Linked DNA regions of Homo sapiens: region 1 is linked to region 2. A link is a contact called in ENCODE Hi-C or POLR2A ChIA-PET data. All regions are on one chromosome and are shown on one strand. The core of a region is the stretch at or near the end of the contact, and the rest is flanking DNA. Distances in the headings are between cores, read along the strand shown. Region 1 overlaps LINC00689 (long intergenic non-protein coding RNA 689). Region 2 holds the start of LOC124901795 (a long non-coding RNA gene).

Region 1 (5,365 bases), core at 323-2,822, 36 kb after region 2:
AGCTCAGTCAAGACACAGGAGAAATCACAAGGTGGCCGCAGGGATGTAAAAGGTCACATCAAAGAGAGGTGGGACCCAAGAGTGTCTGTTGTTACAAATGCGTGTTTAGGAAGTGGACAGGGGTTTGCTGTGAGGCTTGCTTGGCAGCTCTGCAGGAGGAGGAGGAAGGAACGGCCTAGGCCTTTGGAATGTGCTTAGAGGCCCACAGCCAGGTCAGGGCGATCAATCCCAACAGGGCAGATGCAGAGGCTGCTGGTCAGTGCTGCTGGCTGGGCACAGAGGCGGGAAGAGCCAGGACCACAGAGCAGGGGAAGGAGATGAGGATTAACCCTGCATGGCCTGGGAGGAAAGTGGTCGACCACCCCCAGGGCAAGAACAATGCAGGAGAGGAGGCGCTCAGCACCCACAGTGCACCACCTTTGCCCACACAGCTCCTGAGCCAGGAGAAGACTCCTTAGTGGAGGAGAACACAATGTGAGTGACACAAAAGCTGTTAGAGACCGGGCAGATGCAGTGTCAGGAAGTCAAATGCAGAGTCTTCAAAGGAGGAAGCTGCCTGTGAAATGGTTTAGAACATGGCTCCTTTTTAAAATTGTCTTGTGTCCCCTATGAGATCTGGTATTCAGTCAAAGATAAGAGGCAGAGGATCTGTAATGCAGAAGGTTGTTCTTGAAGCTCTGTTTTGAAAGGATAGTGGCCAGAACGCGCTGCCTGTGTCCAGCGTCCCTGATTTGTCACAATGAGCAAGATCTCTGAGCATCGTCAATCTCTTTCTCTGCCCCAAGAAACTCAAGCTTGGTTAAAATAAGAAACATCTTCAAAAACATCTCTAGCTATCTCTTTTGTAATTCACTTTCTTTAGTATCATAATTAAGTTAAGATTTATATGTATGTGTTGGGAGCGCCTCTGGCTCTGGAAATTATGCCCATTGTTCATTACTATCAGCAAGCTGTGGTGTGTTTGCTTGCATGAAAAACATCACCATTGCTACTACTTAGAAAGGAGTCTAGTGCAAAATAAAGGGAAGTCTGCGTTTACAGTTTCTTAGGTAATGTGCTTCCATTACATTCGGTCTCATGTGGAAATTCAAATTGATCCATTAATGTGATTCTTGGGGCATATCCTCAATATGATATCGAAAAGATTTCTGATTAGCAGGTCACATAAGTTACATCTGACAAGTCTTGTCAGAACTCCGTCAGTACCAGTGACACACACTAGACCATACCACAGGCCACATTTTATCCCTGGAACACAGCTGTTACTCAGCAAAATGGTCAGATCTTAAAGTAAATATTAGCCTTATCCTCCACAAGTGATATTGTTAAGAGGTTTACTCTTGCAGTTTTATTGATGCTGCTTATTTTTTAAACAAACTTTTCTTTAACTCAAAGACAAACTTCAGCCAAGCCCGTCTATGTAGTACCCATTTCCAAATTAGTAGAGAATCAAAATTCACGAGGTTTATGTTCCACACAGTGAAGTTTAATGAGGAAGGGCCAAGTTCATCTGCAGCACGTCTGGATGAGCGCCCGGCCCCGCTGGGGCTCCAGGCACTGGCATTTCCTGTTGGCCCCAGCATCGGTCACAAGTGCAAGGTGGCAGCAGCCAGGGACTTCTTTAGAGAACATAGCCCCACGTAACTCCCTTTCACCATTGTTCTCCAAATTCTCCCATGCTTAAAACCACAGAGGGCTCATGGCAGAAGGCGAGGAATGGGCTCTTTCCTGCAGTTTCTGTGAGGCTGCTTCTGAAAGGCACTGGCTGGGTTTTAGCAAATCCTCATGATGGCAGGACCTGCCTAATCCCCAGGAGCATTTGGAGGATGCTGCCGTTGGGGGCCCCAGGCTCTGCTGGGAGGAGGGCAACGGCCTCACCCTTCCCCGGGTCAGGGACGAGGTCAGGGTCGGGGCTGGGGTCAGGGTCAGATTGGGATTGAGGTCGAGGTCGGGGTCGGGGTCAGGGTTGGGGTCACGGTTGAGGTCAGGTCGGGGTTGGGTCTGGGTCGGGTCGGGTTGGAGTCAGGGTTGAGGTTGAGGTTGGGTTGGGGTCAAGTTTGGGGTCAGGGTCAAGGTCAGGATTGGGTTGGGGTCAGGTTGGGGTCAGGGTTGAGGTTGAGGTCGGGTTGGGAGTCAAGGTTGGGGTCAGGGTCAAGGTTGGGATGGGGTCTGGGTTGGGTTGGGGTCAGGGTTGAGGTTGAGGTCGGGTTGGGGGTCAAGGTTGGGGTCAGGGTCAAGATGGGGATTGGGTCGGGTTGGGTCAGGGTCAGGGTTGAGGTTGGGTCGGGGGGTCAAGGTTGGGGTCAGGGTCAAGGTCGGGGTTGGGGTCGAGGTCGCATTGGGGTCAAAGGGGCTTGTGCACTTCTGTATCTTTGCATTTGCTTTTTATGTTCTGATTTGAAATGACTTAAAACGTATTATTTTGGCATTTTTCAAGCAACATTATGGTAAAATTTCTGGAGATGAGGTCTCCAGGCTCCCCTGGGCCATTAAATCATCTCGGCCTTGTCCCTCTTTTGGGTCTGCACAAGTCATGGGCATGGCAGGGCCCTTGGCTGGTGTCCAGGGCACTGGCCTCAGTGGGCAAACCTGGTGTGGGGGGAGGCGGACATGCAGTGGCCATAGGAGATGTTCTGTTCAGGCCCTGCCCAGGCACTGCAGACCTCGGACCTGTCCTGGGCCCTGGCACCACACACCCTCCTGCTCAGCACGGCCAGCTGCCTCCCCATGCCCTGCTCAGATGAATGCATGGGACTCCTTGGGAGACCGAGGTCAGAGTCACATCATATGTGGGAAGTATCTTGGGAAGGAGGAGCTGTGGAGGTGAGCAGCTGGGCCCTTCTGTGGCCCTGCAAGGCTGTAGAGGCCAGAGGGCATGGGCAGGTGCTGGCTTCGCCCGTGTGGGAGGCAGCCTTGGGGACGGGACTTCTCCCTGGCCTGTGTCCCCGGCGCCCCCTCCCATGCCAGCCATGACAGCCTCCATGCTTTCTCCCAGCCAAATCCTCCTAATGCTGGGCTCTGGAACGGCTGATCTGGTGGATTTTCAGGTGTTTATAATTTGTGAGTTATTGTGACCGTTTCTGGGGGTGAGGGCAGCTCCTTGCTAGTAAGCTGTCCTTTGTGGTCACGCCAACCTCAGGGAACCCTCCAAGGACGCTGTGTTCCTCAGGACACCCACAGTGAAGTGATGTCATGTGTGGACACAAAGGCGGCTGTGGGCCTGGAGAGCCCCTGTCGCACTTCTGCCGGGAGCTTTGCGCTTGGGGGTTTGTGTGAACGGAGGCTCGGGGTCAGAACTGATCATTTCTACACATCTATAAATCCATGAATGCCCCCACACTCTAGAACATAATTGACCGGGGCCAGGGTGGATCCAGAGATGAGACAGGTCTGGCCACCCAAACTGGGCCAGCTCCCTGTACGTGGGCTGTGGGAGGGTGAGCTGATTGAGTGTGGCCCAGAGTTGACAGCCTTGTCCCTCTCGTGTGCTCAGAGGGCTTCAGGCACCTGGAAAAAAGTGCACATGCCGTGCCATGCCTGCGGTGGGCCTGGCAGGCCCTTGGTGCACACGCTGTGCCACGACTGTGGTGGGCACGGCAGACTCTTGGCGGGGTCTGGGGTTTCCGCCAGATGCTGCTTCTTATTCTCAGGGGATGAGATAATTCTAGACAAGAGACTCTCCAGCTCTAAACAGAAATGTTTTCAACAGAGAGTCCTTTAAAAAAAAATCCTTTTGAAATATTGTTGATAAAAGCTGGCCATTCCTATTTTGAGACTTTACTGGCCAAAATGAAACAACAGGCAACCCTTTCAGACTTTTTATGTCTGTGAGACTCAGAAATCTGGCCACTAGTTGGCTGGCACTTCCTGGCAGGGGGCTGCTATGAAAGGGTCCCCAGCTCTGACCCAAGTATGAGCTGGGCCTGAGCAGGGCCTTCTTAAACGCTTTGTGCCTCGGTGACCAGCCATGCTCACGTGCGCATACACAGAATAGGTAGTATACACGGTCTGCAATGTCACTTTGCTTATTTTAGAGGAAGGAGATGACTGTTAGACCTTGTTTTCTATAGGAACAGGCAAAGGGGAGTTGACTGCGATGTTTAAATAGCACAGGTGGCCTGTGAGCCTCTGCACACCAGCCTTTCTGACTAGAAGCCCAGGGAGATGAGCTGACAGTGCTGTTCACAGGCGTTCCTGGGGAGAGTGCCAGGCCCAAGGGCAGTAGCTGGTGGGGGCAGAGCGGGGAACCTGGGCTCTGACGCAGGCACAGGCAGGGGTGTGGTCTTTAAAGAGCCCACAGGCTGCAGAAGGGGCCTCCTTGGTGATGAAACTTGACCTCCTGTGGAGGGAGGGCAGCCCTGGAATTTCTCTGACCTTTCTTTAGGCACCAAAGACTGTAAACAGTCTCTGCCCCGGGGCCTGACATGACCAGTCTCTGACCTCAGGGTTTATTTTATTAAAAATAATTCTTGAAAACTCTCCATTTCAACCGTTGCCCGAGCCACGTGTTGAGGATGACGGCATCGCGTTCTTTCTGCCCAGGGTGCGGAGGAGGGGCCGCCCCCGGGCGGTGGGAAGGGGGGCTGTCCCCAGACACCTCAAGGCCTGCGGAGTGTGGACGTTAAAGTTCACAGTCCCTCCAAGGATCAAGGGTTCATTTTGAGAGGGAGCAGGGACTCCCTTGTTAGAGGCCTGCAGTCCTCCAGCCCCCTGCAAAGAGTTCCTTCAAGGGGAAGCCAGCTCGCCTGTAAATGAACAACCTGATAAGCAAGAAGGTTACGGGCAGCCCAAGTCAGCAGCCAGGGGAGTGAGTCCAGAGATTTTTGTTTCTCTGTAGACTCTAAAGATCCCATCTTCACACATGTCCCCGAGCTGCCTTTCAGAAGCCCAGACCCCACTGCGGACCCCCACGAAGAGACCTTAGATGGGGGGAACGGGAGGCTGACCTCTGATCACTGTTCTTTGGGTCTAAATTTCTTCTTGAGGGGCTTGGAGGGAGCCACACCCCTGAGTCGGTTAACAATTTCTCTGCCGACCCCAATTTTTAAACAAAGCTGCTCTTCCTTAACCAACTACAAATCAGGAAATCCTTGAATCCTCTGATGACCCCTAAGTCCTCACTTCGAGATCTCCCACCCTTTTAGGTCAAAACCCACGTGTACGCCCAACGTCCTGATTGACGACTTTGCCTGCAGCTTCTGCTTTCCTGAAATTCGCTGCTGCCTTTAGAACCCTTGTCTGCAGCCAGTGGGGAGTTCAGGACTTAGGCGGAGCTGCCCCACCCTCCTGCTTGGCACCCTGCAAATACATGCCCTCCCTTCCATCGCTGCAGACCTCAGAGTGGGCGTCCGGTCTCCTGTGCGGG
Region 2 (5,999 bases), core at 3,268-5,767:
CACCACGCCCAGCTAATTTTTTGTGGTTTTTTTAGTAGAGACGGGGTTTCACCTTGTTAACCAGGAAGGTCTCGATCTCCTGACCTCGTGATCCGGCCGCCTCGGCCTCCCAAAGTGCTGGGATTACAGGCGTGAGCCACCACGCCCGGCCCAGAAATGGTATTTCTACTTTACGCAGTAGGATTGAGTTTTGCTCTGTTGCCCAGGCTTGAGTGCAGTGGTGAGACCATGGTGCACTGCAGCCACAAACTCCTGGGCTCAAGTGATCCTCCCAGCTTAGCCTCCCAGACCACGAACACTGCCACCATGCCCCGCTAATGTTTTAATGAAATGGTGGGTTTCTGTAGAGATGGGATGTTATGTTGTCCAGGCTGGTCTCAACCTCCTGGCCTCGGGCCTCCCACCTCGGCCTCCCAAAGCCGTGGGATTACAGGGGTGAGCCACTGTGCTCAGCTACCTAGTATTATTTCTAAAGCACTCAAGATCTTTATGGTAATATAAAATATATTAAAATCTCAGAATATTAGTATTGGAAGGCGCCTGGTAGTCAGCAGGTTAATCTCTTCTGCTAAAGCCCTAGCGGACCTTCCCTGACCCCCGCCGTGATGAGAGCCCCCCATTTCATGACATAACACGTCCTCTTTAGCAGATGCTTTCTTTATAAGTGTGACTTATGTTAGAAAAGGTTTACCGTTTTTCCATTTCAAAAGTAATCCATGGTCATTAGGGGTAGGAGGAGGAGGAAGAGAGAGGCCTCCGGAGCCGGCTCCCCGAGGGCGCGGCGCGTCCGTGGCCCAGGTGTCCTCGCGAGGCTGCACGCCGGGTAACCGCGCACCCATCGCCTTGCCATGGTAACCGGGGCTTCCCGGTGACCGCCAGCTCGCGCCACCCCCGCTCTTCAGCGGCCTCCGAAGGTGCCTAGAAGCCTGTGAGCTCAGCGCCCAGGCAGGTCTCCCTTCCTCAGGCCGCGGAGCCTCGCTCTGCACAGTAGGGGGCGGGCTGTTCCTTTCCGGCCTGAGGAGGCCCGTGGCTTCCCGCGCCGACGTTTGACGTGTGGCAGGGACCCGGTTAGCGTTTCTGCATCTCAGATGGAGATGTGTGCTGTGCAGAGGCCGTGGCTGGGGCGCCACGAGGCTGCCCGACTGCAGGCGCCCGGCGGAACCCTCGCTCAGGCCCGGCTCAGTCTCAGGGCAGGCGCGGTCCCTCGCCCAGGCCCCCCACCGGCCTATCCGTGCCCCCCACCCTCGCCCAGGCCCCCCCCCCGCCTCTCCGCGCCCCCCACCCTCGCCCAGGCCCCCACCCGCCTCTCCGCGCCCCCCACCCTCGCCCAGGCCCCCCACCGGCCTCTCCGCGCCCCCCACCCTCGCCCAGGCCCCCCACCCGCCTCTCTGTGCCCCCCATCCTTGCACCCCGCGCTGTCCCCGGCGGTCTGGCCTGGCGTCTGGAGCTCCGGGAGCGCCTGTCCTCCCAGGGCCGATGCCAGCGCCCGCCCTCCGCGTTCCCGGCATTGACAGAATGTCCAGGCGCGCAGGGCCCGTGGGTGGGGCCTGGGCACCCGGCCCTGCCCTCGCGCACCCTCCAGACCCGCCACTTCTTAGATAGAGAGCGGCCGCCTCCCCGCCCTCCTTTCAGCCACTCGCTCCGCGCAGTCAGCTCTGCTGACTCTTCCGGAGGATTCTGGAAGGTTCCAGAGGGTGTGCCGCCGAGGCCCTGCGAGAGGGCGTTCCCTGGGGAGAACATTCCAGAGCAAGGTAACATCCATAAACGGAGGCTGAAACGGCCTGAGACGTCCCGGGAGTAACGAAGACCCCAAGGCGGCCCCAACTTGAGGGGGGCGAGGTAGCCAGGAATGGGGGGGTGGTGGGAGGGACGGGAAGGCAAACGCGCTGCCTGCTGGGGACGGACGCGCCTTGGGGCAGCCGGGGAGGCCCCGAACGCAGAGATGGGGGAGGCCAGGCGGGTGGGGAGGAGCCCGCGGGGCCGCCAAGGGGGTTCCAGGCAGGCAAGGCCGCCCGGCCTCGGGGCTCTGCGGCACCCAGGTTTCTCTTTCTTTAATTTTTTTGATGGAATCTTGCTCTGTCGCCCAGGCTGGAGTGCAGTGGTGCGATCTTGGCTCACTGCAACCTCCACCTCCCGGGTTCAAGCGATTCTCCTGCCTCAGCCTCCCGTGAATTTATTTTTAAGTTTCCTGGGGGGTGGGATGAGGACCTCTTTGGCCTTTTGTTTGGAATCATGTTAACTTAGTAGACTTCTTAGCTCTGTTGGACATTTTTAAAACAGAAGAGGCTGCCCAGCTGTGAATATCTCATTTCTTATGATACTCATCCATAGTCAGAAGAACCAAGGCAGAAACTGAGGATGCTTGTTGTAAAGTTGGGCTAAGAATACACCCCAGAGCCATGATAGACATAGACTCTGAAAGAAAGGCAGATCTGGAACTAATAAGCAATTATAGCAAGGTCGCAGGAAACAAGGCTAATATGTAAAAGTCAGTCGCTTTCCTATGTACTACAAATGAGCGAGTGGAATTTGAAAATAAAAACATAATACCATTTACTGAAAATGAAATACTGAGGTATAAATCTAACAAAGTATGTACAAGAGCTATATGAGGAAAACTACAAAACTCTGATGAAATAAGTCAAAGAAGGACTAAATGAAAGGAGAGATATTCCATATTCATGGTCAGGAAGACTCACTATCATCAGAGGTCAATTTCTCACAAATTCATCCATAGATTTAATGCAATACCAACAACAATTCCAACAAGTTGTTCCCGAACACCAGGGGTTCTGTCCAGGTCATGCTGCCCACTGCACAAAAAGCCCCCAGTCTCTGAGACAAAGAGAGTTGCCGGGGAAGAAGGCTTTATTCTATTACAGGCGGTGTCAGCTGGAGAGACAGGAGTCAAAACTCAAATCCGTCCCGCCTTCCCGGCTAAAGTCAGGGGTTTACATAGCTGGGAAGGAAGACAGGAGGGGCAAAGAGGGGAGGTGCGTGGGTGGAGCACGGAGGGGAGGTGCGTGGGTGGAGCACGGAGGGGAGGTGCGTGGGTGGAGCACGGAGGGGAGGTGCGTGGGTGGAGCACGGAGGGGAGGTGCGTGGGTGGAGCACGGAGGGGAGGTGCATGGGTGGAGCACAGGATATTTTTGGGACGGTGGAACAACTCTATGATACTATAATGGAGGATGTGTGTCATTACACATGTAGCCAAACCTACATTGACAGCAGTGGCTGCTGCCATCATCCGCCTGCAGCAGGGAAGCGTGGCTGGGGCCTCACACTCCATGGAGCCAGTGGGTGCCCCGCCCCTTCTGAGTTCGGAAGGGAGCTGTCCGTGCTCCCCGTGCTGCTGCACCTGCCCAAACCACAGCTGCAGACCCAGGCCTCCTGCTCTACGAAGCTGCCCAAACTGCAGCTGTGGATATGAGCCTCCCTGTGCACTTGAGGGAGCTGGGAACAGGCAAGATCTGCCTTCCCGGGTACAGCTGCAGCTGCGGCACCCACGGCTGCAAACCTGGGCCTCCTATTCCAAAAAGCGGGCAGGAGCTAGGGACAAGTAGGAGCCCTGCCCCTTCCGAGTTGGTGGGAGCTCCCAGGTGCAGCTGTGGCCGCCCTCCCGGGTACAGGACCTGGGTGTTTCTGCAGCCTACACCCTCAGGGGCCCCAGGAAGGACCCCCCCTACCACATCCCTGCAGGCTCGGGGGTGTCTTCTGCTGCCTGGCCTCTCTCCACTCCTAGCGCCTGCTCCGATCTCAGAGCTGGGGCTGGGGCCAAGCCCAGGGGCCATGAAGGGCCGTGGGAGGCAGATTGATTTCTGGGTAGAAGGGGCAGGTCCCCAGGAAGGCCCTACCTTCAGGCCAGCGAGGGCCTGAAGGCTGGGGGCTGGGCTGCCAGTGCTGCAGACAGGAGTGGGGACTCTTGATGCCTCTTCTGGGCCCACCCATGACCACTTATGGACCAATCGGCATGCACTTCCTCCCCTCAGAGGTCCATACAAGCTCTGGGCTCAGCCAGAGCAGGGCAGAGAAGGGTCACAGGATGAAGAGGACAGAGGGCAGAGAGACGACCGGATGGGATGACCAGCTGCAGAGAGGAGTACCCTCTCCACTGAGAACAGCAGAAGGCAAGACAACCTGTCCACAGAGAGGAGCTACCCTCTCTGCTGAGAGCTTCAGAGACCTGCAGAGACATCTGAATGACCTGCCTGCAGAGAGCAGCTTCCCTCTCTGGGGCCTCCTCTCTGCTGAAAGCTGAACACTCGAGAGACGACCTGCCTACGAGAGGAGCCACCCACTCCTCTGAGCTGTTCTGACACTAAATACAACTTTTCTTCTTCACGCTTCACTTGTCTGCGTACCTCATTCTTCCTAGACGCAGGACAAGAGCTCTGGCAAAGGCGCTGCAGCCACAGAGGTTTCCGGCCGGAAAAATCGGCACCCCAGAGATCCCATGAGAACGTCACGTACAGCACTGAGACGGAGCCCTAATGAAAACTGTGGCTCTGGGTGATAATGACGTTACTGTGGGTTCATCAACTGTAGCAAATTCGCCCTCTGCTGGGCGTTGTTGGAAATGCAGAGGCTCTGGGGGGTCAGGTATGTGGGAGCTCTCTGTACCTTTCTTGTAATTTGATGTGAACTTAAAGCTGCTCCAAAAAGATAAAATCTTGAAGAAAAGCGAAAAAAAAAAAAAGGAAGAGAGGAAAAAATGACAGGCAGAAGGTCACGCCTGGCCCCTCAGTGCGCGTCCTCAGGCCTCTGCTCCCAGCTGGGGCTGGCAGGTGGTCGGGGGGGCACCCAGCTCCTCCACTCCCCACGCCCACCACAGCTTTCAAAGTTAGGAACACAGGCAGGGTGGAGGTGAAGTCCGAACAGAAAGAGGAGACTTAAGGGAGGGCGAGCCCTGACTTTGTTTCGTTTTTCCGAGGCGACATTCGGTGCAGCTTTCTGGGTCCCCAAGGCTGACCCTGCTGCACCATGAACCACACGTCCACACCCTCACTGTCTCCCGCTCATGACATCAGCTCACCTGAGACTGTCACCGAAGGCTCTTTAACGTGAAATGAGTGGTTTTAACTATTTTTAAGTACACAGTTGTGTGGCATTAAGTGCATTCACTATGATGTGTGGCCATCACCATCGTCCACCCTAGAACCCCTTCATTTTCCCCAACAAATTCTGTCCCTTTAAGCAAGTGCTCCCCATCCCCCACCCCCTTCTACCTTCTGTCTCTGTGAATCTGATGACCGTCAGTCTCTGAGCACAGCCATACCATCGTGGGCCTTTTGTGTCTGGCTTACTTCACCGAGCATAATGTCCTCAGGGTTTATCCGCATTGTGGCAGGTGCCAGAATCCCCTTCCTTTTTTAAAGGCTGAATAATGCTTTACCGTATGGATAGACCACATTTTGTTTATGCGTTCATCCGTTATCGGACGCTTGGGTTGGACCATGTTTAGTGGGTGTGAATAAGGCTGCCCTAAACACGGGTGCACAGGCATCTGCCCAAGTCCCTGCTCTCAGTTCTTTTTGAGAAATACCCAAAAGTGAAATTGCTGGGTCATATGGCAGTTCTATTTTTAAGGTTTTGAGGAGCCGCCACACTGTCTTCCCCAGCGGCTGCCCTGTTTTACATCCCCTCAAGCAATGTAAAGGGTCCCGGTGTCCCCACATCCTCCAGTTTCTCCACATCCCGAGCACTTGCTGTCTTCTATTTTTGATACTTGTTACCCTAATGGCTGTGAGGTGGCACCTCATTGTGGTTTTGATTTGAATTTCCCTAATGACCTGTGATAGTGAGCATCTTTTCATGGGTTTATTGGCCATTTGTATGTCTTCTCTGAAGAAATTGTCTATTCAAGTCCTTTGACCATTTTTGAATCGAGCTGTTTGTTTTTTTGTTGTTGAGTTGTGGGGGTTCTTTATACATTACTGAAGGCTTATTTTTATGGTCCAATAATTCTTTATAGCACTGGGTGCTCGCTAGCCAGATGCCGT

Evidence for each region. Hi-C counts contacts between places; a loop is a spot of excess contacts on that map. ChIA-PET counts read pairs that join two places held with the same protein, here RNA polymerase II (POLR2A). Pooled maps may share reads with other maps.
Region 1: a loop to region 2 is called in a pooled map, with 2.4 times the contacts of the local background. The contact joins two enhancer-like sites. A Hi-C loop is called at or near these places in 2 of 168 maps with a recorded cell type or tissue (endothelial cell of hepatic sinusoid and sigmoid colon) and 5 of 50 pooled maps. POLR2A ChIA-PET finds 5 or more read pairs at or near these places in 2 of 52 experiments (PC-3 and activated naive CD4-positive, alpha-beta T cell).

The regions. Positions count from the first base shown.
Region 1 is chr7:159,011,314-159,016,678 of GRCh38, forward strand. LINC00689 (long intergenic non-protein coding RNA 689) reads left to right here. Exons shown (of 5, transcript NR_024394.1): 2 at 5,145-5,365. Among named protein-coding and RNA genes, the nearest start is that of LINC00689, 5.6 kb to the left of the region's middle. RefSeq lists enhancers at 2,399-3,028, 3,997-4,526, 4,287-4,915. Within about 2 kb of position 1,573, at least 18 of the 41 ENCODE cell types and tissues checked have a DNase peak (open chromatin) inside an H3K27ac peak, as active enhancers do.
Region 2 is chr7:158,972,679-158,978,677 of GRCh38, forward strand. LOC124901795 (a long non-coding RNA gene) reads left to right here and starts at 1,623. Exons shown (of 2, transcript XR_007060626.1): 1 at 1,623-1,839; 2 at 3,990-5,999. RefSeq lists enhancers at 3,284-4,024, 3,966-4,085, 4,096-4,145. Within about 2 kb of position 4,518, at least 9 of the 41 ENCODE cell types and tissues checked have a DNase peak (open chromatin) inside an H3K27ac peak, as active enhancers do.